Linked DNA regions of Homo sapiens: region 2 is linked to region 1. A link is a loop called in an ENCODE intact Hi-C map of the cell type or tissue named here. Cell type or tissue: adrenal gland. All regions are shown on one strand.

What was found. Peaks named below come from ENCODE experiments on the same cell type or tissue, not always from the same donor. Only the 100,000 strongest peaks of a DNase experiment are listed, where the experiment ranks them.
Region 2: it touches region 1 in a loop (3.0-fold over the local background); 31 of 110 quality-filtered maps call a loop at or near these places.

What each region holds. Positions count from the first base shown.
Region 1 is chr1:154,572,235-154,577,234 of GRCh38, reverse strand. CHRNB2 (cholinergic receptor nicotinic beta 2 subunit) reads right to left here. Exons shown (of 6, transcript NM_000748.3): 6 at 1-1,473. The coding sequence ends at 1,303. Among named protein-coding and RNA genes, the nearest start is that of CHRNB2, 7.0 kb to the right of the region's middle. RefSeq lists a silencer at 2,168-2,462. In adrenal gland, no CTCF peak of the experiment used is centred here; a DNase peak (open chromatin) is centred at 2,350.
Region 2 is chr1:154,757,949-154,762,948 of GRCh38, reverse strand. The region is part of intron 3 of KCNN3 (potassium calcium-activated channel subfamily N member 3); the gene reads left to right. Among named protein-coding and RNA genes, the nearest start is that of KCNN3, 110 kb to the left of the region's middle. RefSeq lists a silencer at 2,068-2,437. In adrenal gland, CTCF peaks have their summits at 2,142 and 2,355 (motif pointing right); a DNase peak (open chromatin) is centred at 2,348; H3K4me3 peaks cover 735 bases; H3K27me3 peaks cover 2,126 bases.

The sequences.
Region 1 (5,000 bases):
GCAGAGTCAGGGTACAGCTTCCAGGGACACATGGGGCAGGAAGCCGAGGCTATGCTTTCTGAGGTGTCGCTGGCAGCAGCAGCCCTGTCCTTCCCAAGTTCTGCTTCAAAGCTGCTCAGGTTTGGTTGGGAAGGGGAAGAGGAAGAGTGACAGCCAGAAGGATGGAGCCATGAGCAGAACAGACTGGAGCAGCACGGATGTAGCAGGGTTCCAGCTGTTCACCTCAGCTCTGCTGTGGACAAAGAGGCTGGGTTGGCTTAAAGCTAACATCCTCAGTTCACTTCCTTAGAGTAACCAGTCAGTTCAAAGTGGGGAAAAAACAGGGCACTCGACAGATGGATCTCAGGGCAGGGAGGAAGAGTCAGACCCACCTGTGCTTGTCTCACCGTGTGGGTCAGTTTCTTCATCTGCAACATGGCTTATGTTGGAATCCATGGCTGTACAAAGTTCTTCCAGTTCCAAAAGCCCATGAACTTGGACTTCTCACAGATTTCAAGTATTTGGACCTGAGACTCCAAGCAGGTCACCCAAAGATTCAGAACTCAGAAGCTCCCCTAATACTCAGCCTTGCCCCCCACACCTTGAGCCTGAGAAAGGAAGGAAGAAGAGGGAAGTCCAGAGGGTGCAGAATTCTTCAGTGGGGAAAGAGGATCTGGAGCAGGTCTCTGGATCCCTTAGAAGCAAGGGGCTGTGGGACTGAGCTGGAAGCCTCCCCCAGGGGTCTGTGACCATGGGGCCCGGCTAAACCCTACTTGGCAGGAATCGCTGACCACTGTGGGGCCCACCCAGTCCAGCTGCTGTCCACTCAAGCAGCGGCAGGTGTCAGGTCACACCCAGGCCTCTCTCTTCCCCTCCCTTCAGAGCTACCATTGTGTCAGGCCAGCCCGGTGCGGTGTGAGCTCCTGCCCTTCCACCCCTTGTCCTATACCCCTCTTCTCCCATGACTTGGAGGCAGCAGACAATCCTGTCCCCTTCCTGGCCCCTTGCCCATCACTCCTCAGGGTGGATGGCTCTGCCATCTCTGTCTTCCACTTAGCAGCCTTGCTCCCCTCCTCAACACTATTGCCTGGGCTGGTACAAGAGATGGAGAGCAGCCAAAACAAAGCAGTTGGTCCAGCCTCCAGGTTGGAGCTGCTGTGTGTGGATGGAGGCGTGGGGGAGGAGGGACTCCAGATGAAGCAAAAGGATGGATCTGTGGGGGCAGCGCCCCTCTTCCTGGTAGCTCACTCGTCCATCCTCCACCCAACACTACTGTGCAGCAGAGGGTGGCAGGGTGAAAGAGCATGGAGATGAGGAAGGGCCTCACTTGGAGCTGGGGGCTGAGTGGTCTGAGTGGAGGAAGGTGGTGGTGGTGTAGTTCTGGAAGAGAGGCTGCAGGAACATGCCGATGGTGCCAAAGACACAGACAAAGACAAAGATCCAGAGGAAGAGGCGGTCGATCACCATGGCGACGTACTTCCAGTCCTCACTCACCTGGATGGAGGAGACGGAGGAGGCCCAGGTCACATGATGCAGGATGGGAGACAAACGAGTATAAGCGGGTCCCACCACACAGACACACACCCCACTCCTCTCCTGCAGTGATCCCAGAATGATCTTGTTAAAGCATGGCTCTGATCTTAGTAAAAGCCTCCAGTGGCCCCACTGCCTTCAGGGCCCATCCAAACTCCCCAGTCTGGAATCAAGACCACCCACGACAAATATGAGCCTATCTCCTCCTCCTCCCACCCCATAACATAGCCCTACCAAACCCTAGTGTGTCCTCCCAGATCTCTGTGTCTTTGGGTTTCCTTTGTGTCTGGAAATCCTGAGCTCCCTTTCTCTACCTGGTGCACTCCTACATATCTTTCAAAGCCCAAATCAAACATCACCTTCTCTGAAGGCTGCCTTGATCCCCAGATCAGCATGAACTGCTGTCTGCTCTGGGTTCCCTCTGCACTGTGTACACGTCTCCATCACAGTATATTTACTGTACTGTATTGTTTCAATTTGCATGCCTGTCCCCCTACTAAGCTACAAGTTCCTAAACAAGGACCCTGATTCATCTTTGTCATCTCAACATCTGGAACACAAGAGTGTTAAGTAAATGGCTGATGCTTTAGTGAGTTAAGTGGCTGCCTCAGCCGGCCTGGCTCCTTTTATGATCACACACTGAGCCCCATCCAACCACACTACGTCCCCAGAGGGTGAGACCAGGTCCCAGATGTGAACAAATCGGTCAAAAAGATAATGCTGTCTGTGGGTTTGAGAGCCAGTCACAAGGCTTGCACAAACGGCCAGCATCTCCTCAGAGCTGCTCTACTCCAGCCTGAGTCTGGGCCTTTGTGCACGTGTTTATCTGGAGCCAGGCCAGCTCAGGGGGTGGGGAGACAGCCACTGAGCATCTTTATTTAGTCAGCAGCTGAAGAACTCACTCGCTTGGCAACTGTGCCTGTTATATACCTGGCACCATGCTACACACTGGGGATGCAAATGAGCAACAGAAACGCAGCCAGTGGTTTACAGTCTACTGAGGGAGGTGGAGCAAAAATAAGCACAAATTTAAAAATTCCACACTGGCAAACAAAGGATTGAGATAAAAGGAGGAGATATCATTTAGAATGTGGTCTGGGAATGCCTTTTTGAGGAGGTGAGATTTAAGCTGAGGTCTGATGAGTGAGAGAGAACCAGCTGCATGAGGAAAAAGTTAAAGAAACAATCAGACAAACCCACACGGAGGGACATTCAGCCGGCCTGGTCCCTTTAAAAACGTTTATGCCATGAAAGACAAAGCTGAGGAACTGTTCCAGATTGAAGGAAACTAGAGACATGACAACTAAATGTAATTTGAGACCCTGGATTAGGATGAGGGTGGGGGGTGATGCTACAAAGGACATCACTGGGACAATCGGGAAAATTTAAATGTTGAATTTATATGAGATACAGATATCAATGCTAAATTTCCAGCAGTCGATCACTGAACCTGGGTTATGCAAGAGAGTGTCCCTGTTCTTAGGAGAGACACACTGAATTATTTGGGATAAAGGGTCACAGTGTCTACAATTTACTCTCAAATAGTAGAGTGAAAGTTAATAATTGTAATGATTTTTTTTTAAAGAAAAAGGGCATCCCAGGCAGAGGGACCCATGTGTGCAAAGGTCCTGAGGCCACGAAAGAGCTTGGCTTGCTTAAGACAAGATAAGCCAGGCTGGGCGCAGTGGCTCATGCCTGTAATCCCAGCACTTTGGGAGACTGAGGCGGGTGGATCACCTGAGGTCAAGGGTTTGAGACCAGCCTGGCCAACATGGTAAAACCCCGTCTCTACTAAAAATACAAAAAATTAGCTGGGCGTGGTGGCGGGAACCTATAATCCCAGCTACTCGGGAGGCTGAGGCAGGAGAATCGCTTGAACCCCGGAGGCGGAGATTGCAGTGAGCCGAGGTCGCACCACTGCACTCCAGCCTGGGCAATAAAAGCGAAACACATATCAAAAAAATAAATAAATAAAAGATAAGCCAGTGACCAGTGACCTGGGCAAGGAGGGAAAGGCATGAGCCGTGAGGGAGACATCTATTTGGATGCAGGAGCACAGGAGCTGAATCAGGGAGACTATTAGGAGACTCTTCTGCCCTAGGCCAGGCAAGAGCTGATGATGTCCTAGAACCAGGGTGTTAGCATGGAGATGCTGAAAAACAGATGAAGCTGAGAATGACTTTGGGGTTGTGACAGGACAAGACTTCTGATGAATTGGACAGAGAGGGAGGTGAGAAAGGACAGGATCAAGGATCCCTCTGGGTTTTCAGTCTGAGCCATTAAGTGAATGGTGATGCCGTGTACTAAAAACTGGTGGAGGAGCAAGTTGGTGGTTAGGATGTAGACCAAATACTCAGTTTTGAGCATGTTGAGTTTGAGGTGCCTGTGAAGCATCCAAGTAGGTCACCACATCCTCAGCACCTAGCTCGGTAAATGCACAATACATGCATGACTGCAGCAGGAGAGGTGGAGGCGGTAACCACAGCCTGCTGAGTCCCTGAATCCCAGCATCTCCCACTTGGCCTCAGCTGGCTCTAAGGTTCCCACCCCATCTCCTCTAGTGTATGCTCCCTGGTCCAAGCTTCAGCTCCAACCCATCTCCTGCTGTCCAGGGAAACAGATCTCTGAGGCCCACACCGCAGTGCCCTTCTTCATCCCCCAGCCAGAATGGCAGCTGTCCTAGAGGAAACCTGGCCAGTCACCATGGCAACAGCTGAGCCTCAGCCTGGAACCAGCCAGGTAGCCAGAGACTGACCACAGGGTGGGGCCGGCCCCTACCCAAAGTGCGGGGTCGGGGGGATGTCAGCCTATCATATCTCCCCCCAACTCTTGGCTCAGTCTCAAAGAAGCTCTCAGGGAACCCTGTAGAAGAAGCCAAAAGCCGGGTATGCAGAAAGCCTGAGGAAGGGGCCAAGGAGCCTTCCCCTTCACCCACCCCCATCTCCATAAATATTTCAGGAGGCCATCCCCTGGGACTCAGAAGAGCAGGGATATTGATTTAGGACTCCATGCTCTCCACCACAAGCAGGCTCCTGGAATCTCTAACCCCGCCACCAACGCCACCCCTCCCCCAATACACACCACTCCTACTGTCCTCAATGTTGCCCCCTCCTGCCTGTGTGGTGCACAAAAGACTCATCACTTGTGCTAAGAGCTGCAGGTTAACAACTTGGATGTGGGCATGCAAGCAGCGGGGGGTGGGGAGGGACTCTCGGGGTCACGGCCACAGGCTGGCTGCCAACCCTAAAGGGCCTCCTCGTGTTTCAGGCCTCCCTGCCCATATAACGATGCCCCAGCTCAGGCATTTTGCCCTGGGTGCTAGCCCTCAGGAAGCAGCAAGGTCATCTTCCACCGACTCCAATTTAGGCCGCACAATCTCCCGGAAGCCAACCCAGAAGGGCCCTAGCCAGCACCCAGGCCCGCAACACAGGCCTGACTCACATTTTCCTCCCCTACACTCCTACTACCTCTGCATGTCTATAGAACGC
Region 2 (5,000 bases), 190 kb before region 1:
GAACCCAATATACGAGAAAGAAAACCAACTGGGAAGCGATAGATTATTCAATAAATGGTAATGGAGAAATTGGAAGCTTGGATGAAAAATCAAATTGGAACCCTAGCTCTCACCAGCCACCAAAATAAATTCCAGGTGGATTAAAAAGTCAGATGTAAAAGAAGAAACCATGAGCAAGCTCCAGAAAACAAAGTGAATATTTAATCAGCCCTGAGAGGAGAAAGAACTGTTAAGCATAAAATCTCAGAAGAAACATGAAGGAAAAAACTGGTGTGTTTGATTACATCATACACACAATTTTAGATTTCAGTCCCTCAAAAAATATGAACTTATTTAAAGAGCAAATGTTATGCTAGAAAAAGTATTTGCAGCAAACATGACAAGAGGTAAATATCCCTATTATACAAAGCAGTCTTAGAAACTAATCAGAAGAACTTATCTCCCCAGTGAAAAAAATAGGCTGAAGATAAGGCCAACTACAAAGGAAGAAATACAAAAAGCCAATAAAATAAAACACACAACACATATTCAGTCCCTCTAATCAAAGAACTGCAAATTATAACTACAAGGAGAATTACTTTTTCCCCTCTGGAGTTGACAAAATTTTAAATAAATATAACTCAGTGCTGGAGAATCTTCTTATTGTTGGCGGTGGGCGGGCATGGGGTTGTCTTACGCTGAGGGCAAGAAGGAAATTAGACCATCTTTCTGGAAAACAATTTAACAATTTGTCACAGGAGCCTTGAGTTTGTAACTTTGATCCAGGAATTCTCTTTCTAGGAAGCTATTTTAATAGAATAATCAATTTACATCAAACCTCTTCTGCATGGTGCAGTTTATAATAGAAAAGAATGAGAAACCAAGTAAACATCTAGGATTTCAATGGCTAAACAAGTATGGCACATCCATATGATGGGTAGTTAGCAAGAATTTTAAAAAATCAAATCAACGTGTTTGTTTTCGTTTTTGTTTGTTTGTTTGTTTGTTTGTTACTTCGTTGTTTGTTTTTGATGCGGAGTCTCATTCTGTCGCCCGGGCTGGAGTGCAGTGGCGCCATCTCGGCTCACTGCAGCCACCACCTCCCGGGTTCAAGCAATTATCTTGCCTCAGCCTCCCGAGTAGCTGAAATTACAGGCACCTGCCACAACGCCTGGCTAAGTTTTTGTATTTTTAGTAGAGACGGAGTTTCTCCATATTGGCCAGGCTGGTCTTGAACTCCTGGCCTCAAGTGATCCACCTGCCTCGGCCTCTCAAAGTGCTGGGATTACAGGCGTGAGCCACCGCGCCCGGCCTAAAAATCAATCTTTTGAAAATTACAGTAAGGTAGGAAAATATTCATGATGTAATATTTGAAAAAGGAGCGTACAAAATAGCATTATGTAGGATATTACCGATTTATAGATAGGTGCAGAAATACCTGGAAAATACATAGAAACATTAAGTTGATTTCTTTGTGTTACATGTAATATTTATTTATTTATGAGATAGAGTCTCGCTCTGTCATCCGGGCTGTAGTGCAGTGGCGCAATCTTGGCTCACTGCAACCTCTGCCTCCTGGGTTCAAACTATTCTCATGCCTCACCCTCCTGAGTAGCTGGGATTACAGGCGTGCGCCACCATGCCCGGCTAATTTTTGTATTTTTAGTAGAGATGGGTTTTCGCCATGTTGGCCTGGCTGGTGGTCTGCAGCTCCTGGTCTCAGGTGATCCGCCCGCCTCAGCTTCCCAAGGTGTACATGTGATTTTCATACATGTAAACATTAAGTTGATTTCTTATGACGTTACATGTGATTTTTTATTACTTTTTATTGTATTTTCAACAATGAGAATGAATATACATATATAAATTTTTAATGGAAAGAGGTAGCATTTGTTTTTACACACTTGACGAAGCCCCTCATCTTCCATAGGAACTCATGTTTTACATCAACGCGGGGTGGAAAGTAAAGCTGAATGGCTCAGTTTTTACACATAATTTTCTCTAACAAGCGCAATGCAAGTTCCGTCTTGAAGGGCTCTCTTCCGACCCGTCGGCCAGTGGCCTTGGTGGACAGGGCCGCGGGGCGCCTTTGCGGGGCCGGAGTGCTTCTTCGCGGGCGCGCGCCTCCCTTGGAGCCCCTCTGCGGCCGGCCGCTTATGGGAGCGCCCGAGCCGGCGTGCGGGCAGGTGGAGCTCCACAGGGGACGTGTGATCGAGGCAGGCGCCACTGGCTCTTCAGTAGCCTCCCGGGCGTCCCCGCGGTGTTGCGGGGTCCGGTGGGGAGAGGCCGCGAGTCCGCGGGTGGTTCCCGCGCGGCCAGGCGGTCGTGGAGAGGCCGGGGCCCGGGAGAGGCCGAGGCTCGCTCCGCCAGGGGGCGCAGGGAGGGCCAGGTGGGCGGTGTCCCCACCTGCAGGGACTCGCTGTGGAGGAGCAGAGCGTTCAGGTTTCCTCTCGCTGTGGCGACAGCCGGAGCGGCTTCAGGGCTGGGCCGGCGGCTCCAGGGCTGCTGCTAGCTCCTGGCTCCTGTCTCGAGTGGGATCCCATTCTGATTTCACCTGCGTGATTCACAGTCTCCAGTCCCACTCCGCGGCCGCTTTCTCGTTCTGTGATCTCGTATTCAGCCGTTCTTTCCTCTTCCTCATTGGCAGTATTTTTGTGCCCTTTGACACTTAAACTGCTCATTCGTGGCTAGTTTTTTTCGTACTTTTATATTAAATAATTATACATGACTTAGCTATTATAAGTAATGGCTGATATCTCTTAGAAAGGAGAATCAAGAAATAGGGAAATTATTAGCCAGCGTGGTGGCGCGCACCTGTAATCCCAGCTACTCGGGAGACTGAGGCAGGAGAATCGCTTGAACCTGAGAGGCGGAGGTTGCAGTGAGCCAAGATCGCACCATTGCACTCCAGCTTGGGAGACAAGAGTGAGACTCCGTCTCAAAAAGAAAGAAAGAAGGAAAAGAAAGAGAGGAGAAAGAAAGTGGGAGAGAGAGAGAAAATAAAATAAAAAAGAAACTGGTAAAGCAAGGAAAATTTCCATAAAATTTGCATTCTGAAGCACTAAGTTTGGGACTGTGGGTGCAAAGTGAAATCCATATTGCATTGAGAAACCATTCCATTTTTTCAGTCAAGTCAATCCCCAAATTATTCCAAATTATTTGCTGCATTACACCAAACCTGGGTTTCCCTTCACTCTCTTCTGCTGGGAAGTCACCAGTGTCTTTTGTCTCCAGGATTTTTGCCTTAGGGAGACCCAGTTAAATGCCAGGGTTCCTTCTTTAACTGGGGAGGACTATCTGACCTTTGTCACTGGAATGAATTCCTTCCCAAGTCTGCCAAAGATGGTACACAGTGACAGTTAGTGCCATGCTGGGTGTGTAGGAGAGAAGTGACTTCCTTTCCTACAGCGGATGCCTAAGGGCATGGGGCTTCATTCTCACCCGCTCCCCCACCCACCTCCTTGGAGGGGCTGAGGTAAGGAAAAGGAAGGGGTTCCTGTAAGTGACGTCAGCCACATCTATTTGTGGGCTGACATTAGTCAAGCAGGAAATCCATATTCTGTCAGCTTTTCCATCCTTCAACTTTGGGGTTGTTTTGTTTGCCCCTCGTGATCCCATTGTGCCCTACATTTCCGGTGCAGACCCCTCCCTCAAAGGACGGGCACCTCAGCTCCACAGGGCCCCTTCTCCATGAGTTTGGTGTCCTAGGCTGGCTCTCAGGAGCGCAGCTCTTCACCCCCCTGTGTTTCCCCTGCCCTCCACTGCCAGCTTGGGGCCCCCGCGCCAGGCTGGGGTAAAGCCCTGCATTCCTGGCTCACATAGCGCAGCTGCTAGAAGGGTTTTTAAAAATGTGATTTTTTTTGGCCGGGCATGGTGGCTCACACCTGTAATCCCAGCACTTTGGGAGGCCAAGGTGGGCAGATCACCTGAGGTCAGGAGTTCCATACCACCCTGGCCAACATGGCGAAACGCTGTCTCTATTAAAAATACAAAAATTAGCCCAGTGTGGTGGTGAGCGCCTGTAATCCCAGCTACTCACGAGGCCGAGGCAAGAGAATCGCTTGAACTCAGGAGGTGGAGGATGCAGTGAGCCGAGATCACACCATTGCACTCCAGCCTGGGCAACAGAGCAAGACTCCATCTCAAAAACAAAAACAAAAACAAAAACAAAAACAAAACGATGTTCTCCTTCCATTTAATACAGACTCCTCTGTTCCCTGAGACTTGGCCCCAGTCCCCCAGAGGCTGAGCTGAGAGGGAATATGGGTGAGACATGCCATATTCCTTGAGTACCCCACCTCGTTCCATTCGGTCTGGATGCCTGCTTGCCCCCCACTGCACAGAGAGTTTAAGGGCAGCCAAAGTCCCCTGGCTGCCTTTGAGTAGTGGCCCTGGAAGCCTGCTGGCCCTAACACACCTGGTCATTTTGTTTTCCCAAAAGGCGCCTGGGAGCCGCCTGGTAACACAGCCCCTGCGGGCCCTCTCAGACAGGGCCAGACATGCTGCAACGGGCCCAGATGGGCTCTGACACTCCCACAATAGAGGGGGCACAGAACTTAGTAAAACTCCTTTTAAATATCTTAAACATGTTTCAGCTGAGCCAAGGGGAAAACACCTAGTACACAGTGGCAATCGCACCAGCACAGGATCCATCCTGTGATCAGGACTGCCTGAACTCAGGGTGGAAAAACTCGGTTTGACCCCTGGTTCTACCATTAACCTTGCACTTGTACTTAACCTGACCAGAGTCATGCAGCCTCTTTTGAACACCCTCTGGGACACTACTTTAAAAGACTATCCAATCCATTTGCAGACAGCTCTGACTTAGAAATCTCTTCCTATTATTGGTTAATATTGGTTAAAACGTGTAGTTTCTGTCTTGGGTCCTAACTCAGTTCTCTGGGTCCGCACGAAAGAAGTTCAAGTACCATAGGCTGGCGGTTAAGCCATTGACCTCTGGGAAGATGTGAGCGTGGAGCCTTGCTTATGCTCTTACTAGCAGGTGACGTTGGGCCAGGAAA